Regions from separate parts of the Mus musculus genome. Here region 1 is linked to region 2. The links are chromatin contacts, found by POLR2A ChIA-PET in ENCODE. All regions are on one chromosome and are shown on one strand. The core of a region is the stretch at or near the end of the contact, and the rest is flanking DNA. Distances in the headings are between cores, read along the strand shown. Region 1 has its middle 11 kb from the start of Lama5. Region 2 holds the start of Osbpl2 (oxysterol binding protein-like 2).

Region 1 (6,594 bases), core at 469-2,968, 120 kb after region 2:
AGCAATCCCCACTGCTGAGAGGAGGAGAGGACCCAATGGCTGTCAGCCATGACCAACACAGGAGAGTGGCTCCTGCAGTCTGAGAGAAAGACTTGCACTTCCACCTACTTGCCTTCCAGACCTTGAAGCCTGGCTCTTTAAAGAGGCCGCCCAGAGTTAGAGGTGGACAGCTCAGGACATGCTGTGGCCATGGCCCTCCTGATTTCAACATGAAGCTCAATTATGCAAGATCAAAGATTGGATCTAGTCTTGGAGGCAACTGGGGACCCTGGAGGCAGGGTGGGTGCCTGAGGCCTAACAGGCTGCTGGTAAAAGCAGGGCCACATCCTGGCAACTGTGACCACACAGACTTCTGACAGCAGCTGGGCCCTGTCAACCCACACTAGGAGGCCTGTATCCATGTTTAGGTTTGCAGTGAGCCCAGGGCATCTGACCCTCAAGTGGGCACGGCCTGAAGAGACACCACGGGATCCCCAGGAGCTAGGGGTCCTCCCTGACTTGACTTCAGTTGGGCCACCAACCCAGCCTCCTGTGGAGACTAGAATCCAGATGGAAGGACACCCATCCCATCCCATCTCATACACAGGGGCCTGGCACATGTCTTCTTGGGGTCTGTAGCAGCTAAAACTACAAAGTGATACCCAGATACTGTTATTGACATTTTTAAAAAAAAGATTGATTCATTCATTCATTCATTCATTTTATGTGTTTGAGTACACTGTAGCTGTCTCAGACACACCAGAAGAGAGTATCAATTCCCATTACAGATGGTTGTGAGCCACCATGTGGTTGCTGGGAATTGAACTCAGGACCTCTGGAAGAGTAGTCAGTGCTCTTAACCGCTGAGCCATCTCTCCAGCCCCTGTCATTGACTGTTGTCCCACTTATTTAGTAAAAGCTTGGGGAAATCCGGTGTGGGCAGAAACTTTAGAAAGAACTTGGGGTGTCCAGCTCAGGCAGGGAGACGTTACCACAGCTGGATCCTACAGGCCATCTCTGGCCAGGCTGAGTAGCCCTCAGTTCAGGCCAGGCTATCTGGGAACATGGGTTAGCCTGTGAGGAGGTCACACCTGGAAACGTAGCTATCCCCTTACTTGTGTGGAACGGGGAGAGCTAAGATGGAGGCTCTGCCCCAGCTCTGTTTGCCCCAAGTTTCAACATTAGCAAAAATATTTGTCCTATGACTCTTGTGTGGAAATACATTTCCAGGGAATGTAAACACATGGAGACCGAGAGGCTCCCGCTGGCTGAGGGTGTGCGGGCGGATGGGTGGGGGCGTCCCACTGTAAACGCAGGATTATTCTTTCCAGGGGTCTGTATGTCCCAGCTGAGGGACTGCTCCTGTCCTCTGAGGGCTTCCTCTCAGCTGAGGGGGGGGGGGGGTAGGGAGAACCACTGTGAGGTCTCCTAGTTGATCCTAACTCTACTACGCCTTGCTGTGCTATCGGGCTAACATGGCCGCCCCTGGGACCTTTGGACACAGTGATGGACTGTGTTCCACCTTTGTCTCCATCTGTCTTGGGCCCTCTGGCCTAGTCCCTGAGCCACCTCTGTGCATGGAGCCAGGGGCCACTTACTAGCCTCAGCAGGGTTGCATTCGGTCCAATGGGACACTGTCACCTGGAGTAAGCTGCTCTAAAACCCGTTTCACAGAGAACAGACCACAGCGGAGAGACCATTTATGGACTGCTGCAGATGGCCATGTGACCCCAGACACCAGTGACTCTGTTCTCCCCACCCACCCCAACTTCCGCTCCACCCTGCGCACCAGGTTGGAAAAGGTCTGACCTAGTAGCTTGGCCTCTTTCCAGTCCTTTAGGCAGGGCGGGGACCCCTGCTGTCCTCAGCAAAGCTCAGCCCAGCTCCACTGAGCTGAGTCTGGGAGGAGGTTATCTGGGTCCCTCCTGATGCTGGAGCAGGCTGTGGGCCCCTGTCTCCACCAGGAATGCACAGAGCTCCCGCCCCTGCCCACCCAGGTGGAGGAATGCAGTGGGCCTCTTTCTGGAATTCCCCCAGGCCTGGCACCACTGGCAGCTGAGCTCTGTCTCTGCACAATGGCACCAGCGCTCTCAGGTCTGCTGGCTTGGAAAACGGGAGTCCTCTGCTCTAAGAGTGCTTCCCTAGCAAGCCAGCATGTAGCTCCTCTTTGGAACCACAGCTCTTTAAAACCCCACCACCACCCACTGCTGGGCTATGACTTTAACTCAGCGGTTCTCGATCTGTGGGTTGAAACCCCTTTGGGGCCGCAAATCAGATATCAGATGTTTACATTACAATCATAACAGTAGCAAAGTTACAGTTATGAAGTAGCAATTGTGTGGTTGGGCTCACCACGGCATGAGGAACTGCATTAGAGGGTCCCAGCATTAGGGAGTTTGGGAACGAACCATAGCTTTAACTCAATAGTAACTGTTGACTCCTAATTCAGGGTACCCAGAGTTCCAACCCCAGCACCACCAAAATAAAACCAAAACCTGTCCAGTAAACTTTGTTAACTGATAGGGCTGGTTATAGATCCATAGTTTGTGTTCTATGCCCTGTGGCTCCGAGCAGCCACCATGGCCTCTACACAAGAGCCCTTTACTTGCCCCAAGTTGTGACTCCACGTTGCCACTTGTCCTGTGGGGAACCTCTGTGACTCTCCTGCCCTGCCCCTCACAGGCCTGAACAAACAGATACTGTTGCGTACTGGTGGAATGAACAACCCACAGAGTAGTGGAAACTATGGCTCAGGTGTCCCCTGGAACTGGAGCTAGGGATGGTGGCCAGACAGCAGGGTCTACACAGAATCCCGGCCAGGGAGATGGTGAGATAGGAGTGGGTCTGCAGGCTCAAGTCAAACTCAACCCAGCTTCTTGGCCAGGCTTAGGGCAGGGCAGGTCAGGGAATTGCTATCCAATCTTTATTATACAGTGAAGAACAGTGTCCAGTGGCTCTGTGGCCATGAGGTTCTCACAAAGGGAGTAGACAAAGTCCCTACAGGGGCCAGCAGCCCAGGGAGAAGCATAAGGTGATGGAGACCCCAAGCAAGGGGGTTCCCAGATAGATGCCTTTATGGACCAGGTTCTGGCTGCAGCTGCACAGCCAGGTTGTACCGCAGAAGTAGAGCTGAAGTACCTGCCATCCCTGCTGCAGGCAGCCTCAGGAGGGCACAGCACAGGAGAGTTTCAAACCTTCCTTCAGGACCTTGACTCTCTGGGAGTTTTTCCTTGAGTTCTGAGAACATTCCAGAGGGACCTATAAAGTTGGTGGAAGAAAGAAAAGCCTCCAGGAAATATGGCATCAGGCTCAGAGAGGCAAGCCCAGGCAACTCACCTGGGCAGGAATTTGGATTCTGTCCCTTTCCATCAGCCAACCTTAGCCTTGGGGCTTGTTTTGACAGCCACCAACACACCCAGATGGCAGTTCCTCTTTGATAGACTGAAGCCCTGGAGAGGTGGGTGCGGTTCCTCTGCAGTCCACCCAGGCTCCCTAGCTGGGAACCTCTTCTCATCTGGAAGGTGAAGTTCCCCGGATTCTGAATCCCCCCCCCCCCCCCCCCCCCCGTTAACACTGCTGTAGGCTAAGCAGTGCCTGGGCCCTCAGTTTCCTAGCTTCTGACTCTGAAGGAATGACTTCCACTTAGCCTCATTTTATTTTCCTGATCTGTACAATGGGATCTGCCTGATACTTTCTCTGGTGTGCTAGGAAAGAATATTCTCAGGGTGATACAGTGTCACATGGAGAGAAAGTAAGGTGCCTTTTGAGATAAGGGTGTGCTGTGCCACTAGCCAATCCCGGCTGGCAAGCTCACTGGGGCTGGGAGTTCACTTCGACTTTAAGGTGGGTGGTGACTATGGCTCATTTTATGGGTTTGACCTCACAATCTAACTCAACTGGCTAGTTCATACTGGACAGGACAGGGAGGGTGGCAGTCTCAGAAATATTTAGGGTTGAGCAAACAGGAATGACAAAAAGGTTTTACTAGGCGGAGCATGTTTATGGAGTACTGGCCCTGGGATGTCTAGCCATCTTTCACAGAAAGCAAAAACAAAAACTGGAGAGATGGTTCAGCAGTTAAGAGCACGGTTACTCTTCCAGAAGACCCAGGTTCCGACACACACAGGATGGCTCACAACCATCTAGAATTATCCCCAGGGGACCCGGTGCTGTCTTCCGGCCTCTGCAGGAGCCTCATGACCTGTGCATTTGCACAGACAGAACATCCACACACATAAAATAAAGATAAAGGCTAAAAAACAAACAACAAACCCTTTTCTCTTGGAACCACCACAGGACCTCTCCTAGGTGCCCAGCTAGGGTCAAGACGCCATGTGTAGGCCCATACATATCAGAACACTGGTGTTAGAGACAAGGCTGGGCTCACAAATCAAGAAACCACTACTGAAAAGAACACGTGGAGCCTGGCATGAAGGCACACCTTTCAACCCAGCACTAGGAAGGCAGCTGTAGTTGGAATTCAAGGTCAACCTGGTCTATACTGACTGAGTTCCCGGACGCCCAGGACTACACAGAGAGATCTTATCTCCAAAAAACAAAATAACTAGCTGGGTGTGGTGGCCCGCGCCTTTATTCCCAGCACTTGGGAGGCAGAGGCAGGTGGATTTCTGAGTTCAAGGCCAGCCTGGTCTACAGAGTGAGTTCCAAGACAGCCAGGACTATACAGAGAAACCCTGTCTCAAACAAACAAACAAACAAACAAACAAACAAACAAACCAAAAAACAAAATAAATTGAAAGTGGCTTGACAAAGCACAGCTGCGTGGGTAGTTGCCAAGATCTGGAAGCCAAGCACAAGCAGCCACCAATGGTGTCAGCCTTTCTTCCTTAACTCAAAGGGCACTTGGCCATGCCTCACTGGCTGAATTCAACATCACAATTTAGACCTGATTGGCTGGTTTGAAATCTAGGAACAAAATAAATCAAAGGGGTACAGAGAGAAGGGATGGGCTTTTTTTTTTTTCTTTTTTTGTTTTTTTGTTTTTGTTTTTGTTTTTTTGGTTTTTTTTTTTTGTTTTTTGTTTTTTTTTTTTTGGTGTTTTTGAGACAGGGTTTCTCTGTATAGCCCTGACTGTCCTGGAACTCACTTTGTAGACCATGCTGGCCTCAGAAATCTGCCTGCCTCTGCCTCTGCCTCCATAGTGCTGGGATTAAAGGCGTGTGCCACCACGCCCGGCTGGGATGGGCTTTTAATTGTTTTTAAAATCATTATTTTATGTGTTTTGCCTGTACATATATCTGTGAACCATATGCATTCCTGGTGCCCTTGGAGGCCAGAAGAGGGCACCAAGTCTCATGGAAATGAAGCTAGAGATCCTATGGGTGCTAAGAACTAAGCCCAGGTCCTCTGGGAAAGCAGCCAGTGCTCTTTTTCCGCTGAGCCATCCCTCCAGCCTGAGGGGTAAGTTTTAACAGATAAGAATTCGAGGAAGTTGTGGCGTTGAGTTGATGAGTCAGGGTGTCAGACATATGGACATTCCAAGAAGCAGATTACATCTGGCTAAACACGCAGTCTTCGACAAAGTAACAACAGAGGAGGACCTGAGAGGAAACAGGCATAAGACTACTAAACATGCTTGATAGATAAAAATGATTAACTCTTTCACACATACACACAGATTCTTCAGATTCTGTTCAGAGGCTCTAAAGGAAGGGGCTATGTGGGCACTGGGTGGAGGCTGTTGGCACTGGCTACCCCTGTAAGCCTTCAGAGTAGACCTCCAACACAAGGTTGTCTATGACAACCTCCTAGAACCATTACTCAACTATTATAATTATAGATGTTGATTATAAGATTATAATTATAGATTTATAAACTGAGGTCATCATTCCATTATCCAAGCCATTGTTCCATGAAGTTGGTAAATCAGTCATCTCTTCCTACAGTTCTGGCTGGTTTGTTGGTGAGAGCATCAAGCCCCTGGAGAGCCACGCTGACGGTCTCATACAGAACAACATTGTTTGGAACGAACAAGTGGCACTGTCTTCCTCACACACAGACTCTGCCTTTTCTAGCTATAATCTTGTTAATCCTGAGCCATTTCTTTTCTTTCCTTTTTTTCCCCACATGTGAGAGATTTATTGGGAGAGAGAGAGAAAGAGAGGAAGGTGGCAGTAGAAGGAGGGGGGGGAAGGGAAGAGGAGCCATTTCTTTAGGACTAAGTTGCTAGCCCATTTTGTGGACAGCATCTCCAGTATCGATAAGGAATCCTTTATGCTTGTAACGGGTTTACTCGCTACAATCTACAGTTTTATTAACCGTTGACCACCAGAACAGGCTCAGTTGAAATTGGTTGCTATTTGGTTTTGAGGTTTGAATTTACTTGGGGCTCCCTGGGACACTTGTATACCATCTGTATAAATATGGGAGTCTGATGAGTCTCCTGGAGTTAACAGATCCCTCTTCTAGCGGGAGTGGACTTTAGGAAGGTGAGGGCATCTAAATGCTGTAGTGAAAGAGGTAGCCAATGGGACTAAAGGACTTGTCACTCTAAGCCACTGATAGGATTTCAAATAAGGATCCTCTACAATTCACTAGGTATCTCATGGCGTGACTGGTCATCTCTTCAGCACATTGCCCAACACTAAGCCCTAT
Region 2 (7,516 bases), core at 3,098-5,597:
GGCTAGTGAAGTGTAAGTGGAGAAATGGATGTTGGGAAAAGAGAGAGAAACCCACTTTCCACCAGTCAGAGTACAGCTGGGAAGAGGGACACACTGGTTCACTGGCTGAACTTTCCTCAGCTCCTGGGGCAGATTTTCAAGCTGATTTATCTTGGGGGCGGGAGCAGCAATGTTATCCTTCCTCCCTCTTTTCATCCCTTCCTTTCTGGTTAGAGCTGTGTGTGATGATTAGAGCACCAGCCACTGTTTTGGGCCATGGCGTGACATGAGACTGGAAGGAACCTTTGTTGAGTTATACAGCAAAGCAGGAGTGAGACAGGGCAGCTTGGGCTCCTGTCACATGGGAGCAAGCACACTTCTATTTTGTTGAAGCCTTTGTTATTCTGGGCTTCTTCAGAAATGGAGTGCTTGCTAACCATTCCTGAAGGGCAGGCAGCCAAGTCGGCTCAAATGTTTCCTTCAGCAAGGCAGGATGCCATTCTAGTGACCTGTCAAGAAAATCTCAGTGTTCGCACATGCTGGGTCTGAGCTGGGCTCTTTGCGTGCAGGCGCCTCCACACACTCTGGTCAGCCTTGTGGGGGAGGAAGAAGCGTGCTGGCTTTGACCGGTTTTTCACACATCCCTCTGATCTCAGGAAACAGTAGCTAACTAGCAAGTGAGGCCTCCTGACCTCAGGTAGGCAGACTCCTGGGGGCCTCCTGATCACTTGCCATGAGTAGTTGAGCATTTAGCTGACACAATCCACTCTAGGGCACTCAGCCTACAGTGGGGCACACAGAACTGGGAAATGAGAAACGGGCCAGTAGCTTCCTTGGTGCTTAGAAGGGAGTCTGTGGGGCCTCCTTTTCCACCTCCTCTGGATCCTCACTCCTTGACCTCTACAGGACCTGTCACTAGGAAGGTTGTTAGGGTAGCTTCCCAAAAGAGGAAGGAGTGTTGGGGTTAGCCTGGGATGGCTTGGGCTTGCTGTCACATAGAAGGAACTTTGGGGTGAAAAGTTTAATGGGGAACACCACTTTTCCTGCTTCCTTTTGGCAGAGTTTAATAGGTGCAGCTTGTTCGTGTCCCAAAGCCACAGGGGGAAAAAGAATAAGAAAAAGCCCTTTTCTGCTGCTATTGATAACTTGTCTCTTCACGAGGCGGGTTCAACCTAAAAATACCCACCCTCCCCGACAGGGAAGCCAGCATCGTCACGTTGCAGAGGAGACTTGAAAGTTGACTGAGAAGAATCAGCCGAGCCACGTGAGCCGGTCCAGGCCTCTGTGGTCAGGCTGCCCACTGGCAGCCTACTTCCTGTCCCCACGGAAGATTCCATGGCATGGCTGAGAAGAGAGCTGGAAGTGTGTTCTGCCAGGGACCTGGGAATCTGGGGTGGAGATGGCCTCAGGCTGGCTTCAGCAGCAGGGGCCAGGTGGGGCCACATACAAGGCACCCCAGTTCCTGGATGCCACACCCTGGCCCAGCTGGCGGACAAACAGGCTGAGATGAAGAGATAGCATTCTGGCAAAGAGGTAAGAGTGGAGTGGGTGAAGGGCAGAGGGTGGGTGGTTGGTAGCCTGTCCCTGGGCGAGCTGCTGCTCTTGAGCCTTAGTTTCCCTTCTGGAATGGGGAGCGATCATCTCTGTTCTGCCTCCGTCAGGGGTGAGGATGGAAAACAGGATGATGGGGTTCGTGTTGCTATCTGGCTGTGACCACCCACAGCGCCAGCTGTGGTCAAGGGAGGCCTTGCGTGGGTCTTGCGAGACACAGGCAGATGGCCCACCCTTGAGGAAGGGGTAGTTCCCGCCCTAGTCAAGAAGACAGAGGGATTCTGTCAGGGAGCCTCTGGCCTCCATTCTAAGCCCTCAGAGTTGGCTTGACCTCCAGGATCTATCCTGTAATCTCCCACCTCCACTTAGCACTTGGGACTGGATGTATCCTTTATTTATACCATGTGGGGTGGGGCAGCACCCTCATGGCATCCCATTGTGTCCCAGGAGCTGTTCAGGAAGGAACACACTCCCCAAACAGTCCTTTGGCACTTCTCAGATGCTGAGAGCACTCAAAGCTACAGCTACTCAGGGGTCCTGTGACATGGAATCTGATCTTGTGGCCCTCAGCCATAGCCCCTTCAGGAAACTCAGGGCAGATCCTGGTCTGGAGTCTGGGCATAGCCAGACTGCTGGTCCATCAGACGTCTCTGTGCCTTGCCCTCTGGAGGCATTAACTGGGTTGAGACCCAGTCTGACATCCGTAAAGTGGGAGCAATGACATTCGTCTCCCTGGTCAGCTGCTGACATGGGGGAACTGGAAGGGACATGGACATAATGAAACACTTTGGGGGCATTTTGACTATCACTATCTGCACTGTCATGGCCGGGCGCAGAGCCAACTCTTCCTCTTTCTACACCCTACTAGTCCATCCTAGAGGACATTGCCACTCGGCGAAGATGGAGAGAGCCCCTCCCCTACTGACAGGGATGCTGAGCCACCCAGCCCTGCACCTGAGGCTGCTGAAAGGTGGCAGCAGCTCCTAAAGGGGGCAGAGAGCCAGGAGCAGTGTTAGGTACCTGTCAGCTCACCTTTTACCTAGAGGTAAAAGCGGAAGTGAGGAACTCAAGGCTCTCCTCAGCCACAGCTGGAAGACAGGTGGTTGGAATGCCACCCCGGCCCCAGGGTCAGCCCATCTACTACACAGCTTGAGTAGGGATGCCCAGCCCAACCTGGGTGGTTATTCTGCCCAGATGGCAGGGCCCTGTAGCTCAAAGTCCAAAAACAGGTTAGGTAAGCTGTGTCCCTCTGAGGCTTGTCTCTTGGAGAGGGGCTGATCTTGGAGATTTAGGTAAGGGTGTGGGTGGTGGTGGGTTTCTGAGCTAGTCTTGGCCAGGCCCCCAGAAAAACTGCAGAACCTGGTCAGTCTGACTATCTCCGTGGCAACCGGCTAGCTGTCCTTGTCCTGGCTGGGGGGCCAGCTGCCGCACCCTTCCATCAGCCCTCAGCGGGCTGGAGTTGCTTTCTTCAGAGGTAACCATGGCAACGCCTTTGTTTCGGAAGCCTGGCCCGCCTCCCTCTGTCTCTCTCTTTAGGAGCTGAGCGTGCAGGGGGCTCTTTTCCAGTCCCAGCACGTCTCTCCTGCGCCAGTGAGAAGGGGCCACCAGAAAGCCAGGCTGTCCCTGGGGTGGGAGCTAGAGAGGCAGACAGGGTCTGCTGGGCCACTCCGTGTTTGCAGAGGACTTGAGTATCTGCAGAGTGGGCCACAGAGGCGGGGGGGGGGGGGGACGGGACACGACACGGACCTGTGTGTGAGTGTGAGCACCACCTTACTGGAGGAAGAAGTGTGGCCTTGGAGAAGAATCCTTCATTATGTGCTGAAGAAGGTTCATGGGGGGCATTTAGAACCCCTTTGCTAAAGCCTCAGACTGGCTTAGCAAAAAACCCAAGTAATTACTCAAGTAACTGGAAAGCCTTGGACTGATGTCAGGTGCAGCTGGCCCTGGATGACCTGGGGGACTTGGTTCCTCCTTGGTTTCCTGCTTTCAAACGACCTATAGCGGCCCTCACCTCACTTGCTTCTGGGTAGGTTTGTGAAAGACAAGAGACATCTAACTTGCTTCCCTCAGGTTTGACACTGAGCTGAACCTCCTGGCTAGGATCGGACCACAAGTCCCATACCTTTGCAATTCCTGTGCCCTGCAAAGTCCTATGCAAGTCAGTAGCCATCTTGATTCATGTCACTTCACCTTTCTCAAACCAGACCCCACATTCCAATGTGATGAGGAGGCTGGGGAACCCTGGCTACAGAGAAAACTGAGTGTTCAGAGAGGTCAGATAGCTTTTCTGAGGCCAAACAGGCTGCAGGCGTGTCCCCAGAGATTCTGAGTTTAACCAGGAGCCACTGCAGACCACAGGGCGCCTAAGGGTGTTAAACAGGATGAACCGGCCAGGGAGGCCACTGGAGGGGTAAACTGGCCCCAGGGTATGTTAAGTCACGATTGGCGCGCAAAGGCCGGCGGCCACATTTGCCATTTGTTCATACCCCAGCAACCGTGAGAAGCGTCTGCGGGGTCGGGAGCCAAAGGGTGGGTCTAGCCCAGCGCCAGCCTGGGATCGTTCACGCCCAGCCACCTGACTCACTGTTTGTAAACTAGCCTCTCCCAAGGTCACTCCCCTTCCTCCTGCCTCCCCTTCCTTCTAGCTCCAGTATCTGCATAAACCCACCTTCTCCAAGGGGTGATTGGCTGGGCGCGCCGCCACTCCCCCGTGTGAGCCGGATTATGATAGGGCCGAGGGAGAAGCTGTCCGGAGAACGTGATCGGCATGGTTCCGCCCCCGGCGCGGCCTGCGGGCCGAGCGTTGATTGGCCAGGCGGCGGCTGACGGACGGCGCGGGGCGCGGCGAGCGGCGAGCAGCACGGCGGGCTGTAGGTCGGAGAGGCGCGGGCCGCACTTCCGCTTGGGTGTCAGAGGGTTGCCGGCTGCGGTCGGGGGCGGGGCGGCCGTGGGGTCGGCGACTCCGCGGGGACCGCGTTCGGGTGAGTGGGCTGCAGCGGGGCGGGCGCGCGGGGACGGGTCTCGGGGAGGCCCATTTGCCACCTAGGCCGCGGCTGGGCTCGGGCTGGAGAGTCGCGGCGCTAGGCCGCCGGGAGTGTGGACGACCGCGGGAGGGACGGGGCCCCGTGGGGCTCCAGCGAGGTCCGCGGTCGCACGCGAGGGACTCCGGCGTTCTCCCTTTGCTGGGCGAGCCGCGCATCCCCTCGGGGCGCGCGGGGAACTTGGTGCCCGCGTGGCCTCAGGTCCGAGGGCCTATGTCTCCACAGCAGAGTCGGAGCGCGCCTTCAGACCTGCACCAGCGAGGCAGCCAGGGCTGTCCGCGCTGAGTGCGGTTGGTGGGCCCCGCGTGGAGGCGGAGGCACCGGCGGCGGCGCTCTGTCCCCCTTGCTCCTCCGAGACGCTGCGGCCGAGTGGGGCGCCTCAGTCTTGAGAGTTGGACAAGCTTTTGAGTTATGTTCTTGTGGGTCGGCCTTTGCACATCTGGATCAGTGGTTCTGTGGGGCTCTGCACACACTCGGAGGAGGCCTTCGTGTAGGCTAGGCTCCATATTGTCAGAGATGTTGATGGGACAGCTCCTGAGTGGGAGCCTCAGGGATGGGGAACTGCTGACCCTTTCTGCAGAGAGCCTGGACCCTGCTAACTGTCACCTGTCATCTCTCCCACCTTCACTTCTTGCTTGTGGCATGTGACATCTGGTGTACCAGTAAGAGATACATATGGGTCAGTCGTCTGCAGTGGGCTCTGACAAGCAACAGGTGCTCCAAAGTGTTAGTTCACTGATGTGAGTAAGGAAACAGGAACATTTGAGTGGACACATTGTCCGTCGCCTCCCATTGCCTCTGATGGTGCCAACTAAAGGGTGACAATGAGGAAATGGGTGGCTGCATGTCCTCCATAGAATCTACCTTCCTGTTTGCCCCAGGTACTGTCTGGTAATAACAACTCTTATCTCAGGGGACGCTAATTTTGAGCAATTATTTGCTCTAGATCATTAGAAGCATGAGTCTTACAGCAGTCACTAACATTACCTTTATTCCCAAGGAAAAGAGAGCTCAAGTAGCTTACTTCAGAGCACCTAGTAGCAAATTAAGTAACAAAGGTACCGAAACCCAGACTTCCTTTTTCTCTCTCTCTTTTTTTTTTTTTTTTTTTTTTTGTTGTTGGTAAGGATGAGCATGGCCTTATGCCCGTTGAGATAAGAAAGCAGCCTCTTTATCCCCAGCTTTACTTTTTGATATTGTAATATAATTACATCATTTCCTCCAATCCCCTAGTAGTTCCTCTGCTCTCTTCTGTGGCCTCTACTTTTTGGATTATTGTTACATATGTATATGTGTGTATGTATTATGTATCCTTAAATGCATGAGTTGTACCTGCTCAGTTTGTGTAATGTTACTTGTACTTATATGCTTCCAGGGCTGATCATTTAGTATTGGATACCAGTTTGTGTGTTCTTTACACTCATTTTGTTACTTTTGAGGAGGATCTGATGTAACTGGGTAGGCTCAAATGTAATTGAGCATGACCTTGAATTTCTGGTCCTCCGTGTTCTGGATTACAGGTATGCATCATAGCCCTGGTGAGTTCATATTCTTTTTGTTGTTTTGTTTTTGAGACAGGGTTCCACTGTGTAACACTGGCTGGCCTGAAACTTGATTTTGTAGATCATACTGACCTCCAACTCAACGATCTGCCTGCCTCTGCCTTCTACTTGGTGGACATTTGAGGCCAGCCTGGTCTACATAATGAGTTCCAGGATAGCCAGGGCTACATAGAGCAACCCTGACTTGAAAAGCAAAAAACAAACAAAAAAATGCTAAGTGAAAAAAATTTTTTTCTGCTTTGACACAGGACCTTACTCTGTAGTCCAAACTGTCTAGACCCACCCCCAGTCCATCTACTTCAGCTGGGATTATAAAAACCTTATATGAAAGTTAGGCTGGGTGTGGTGGAACACACCTTTAACACTCAAGAGGCAGAACCAGGTGTATCTCTACAAGTTTAAGATCTGTCTAGTCTACATAGTGAATTCCAGAACAGTCAGGGCTATGTGGACAGACCCTGTCTCAAAAATACCCTCTCCCTAAAACATACTACATAGATATATGTATATATATATGTGTGTGTGTGTGTGTGTGTGTGTATATATGTATATGCACACACACATACACACACATAGGGAAGGGAGAAAAAAGAAAGTTAGTATGGAGTTCTGTTTAAGAATGTGTGTTAAGAATTTAACGATGCATAGTGACATATGCCCTTTAATCCCAGCATTCAAACAACAGATTGCCCTCTCACAAAAAGGATGGAAACTCACAGGCAAGATACATAGCTCACTGGGGAGAGGCATTTTCTGCCAAGCCTGATAACTTAAGGTGGATCCTGGGTACCTGTAAGGTAGAAATCCTGAACTATCTCCCAGGTTGTCCCCTGACCTCAACATGGACACTATGACTTGTGTACATACACATATGTATACACCCATGCACATACACACATGCACATACACACATACACAAAATAAAAAAAAATAAATTCTGGTTTCTTTTTGAGACAGGGTTTCTTTGTGTAGCCATGGCTATCCTGGAACTAGCTGTGTAGTCTAGGCTAGCTTCAAACTCACAGAGATTGCCTGCCTTTGTCTCCCAAGTGCTGGAATTAAAGGCCTATGCTACCACTACCCAGCTAAAATAAAATTCTCAAGTATAAGTTTAATAGGAATCTATAATAAAGGACTGGAGATATGGCTCAGCAGTTAAGAGCACTGATTGTTCTTCCAGAGGTCCTGAGTTCAATTCCCAGCAACCACATGATGACTTACAACCATCTATCTGTAATGGGATCTGATGTCCTCTTCTGTTGAAGAGTGTCTTCTAGTGTCTGAAGACAGCTACAGTATACTCATATACATAAAATAAATAAATCTTTTTTTTAAAGATTTATTTATTATTATATCTAAGTACACTGTAGCTGTCTTCAGATG

The links. ChIA-PET counts read pairs that join two places held with the same protein, here RNA polymerase II (POLR2A).
Region 1: POLR2A ChIA-PET joins it to region 2 with 19 read pairs in embryonic stem cell. The contact joins the enhancer-like site here to the promoter of Osbpl2 in region 2. POLR2A ChIA-PET finds 5 or more read pairs at or near these places in 3 of 5 experiments (Patski and embryonic stem cell).

The regions. Positions count from the first base shown.
Region 1 is chr2:180,233,338-180,239,931 of GRCm38, forward strand. No RefSeq gene overlaps it. Among named protein-coding and RNA genes, the nearest start is that of Lama5, 11 kb to the left of the region's middle. Within about 2 kb of position 1,719, at least 1 of the 3 ENCODE cell types and tissues checked has a DNase peak (open chromatin) inside an H3K27ac peak, as active enhancers do.
Region 2 is chr2:180,114,959-180,122,474 of GRCm38, forward strand. It overlaps Osbpl2 (oxysterol binding protein-like 2), which reads left to right and starts at 4,348. Exons shown (of 14, transcript NM_144500.4): 1 at 4,348-4,511.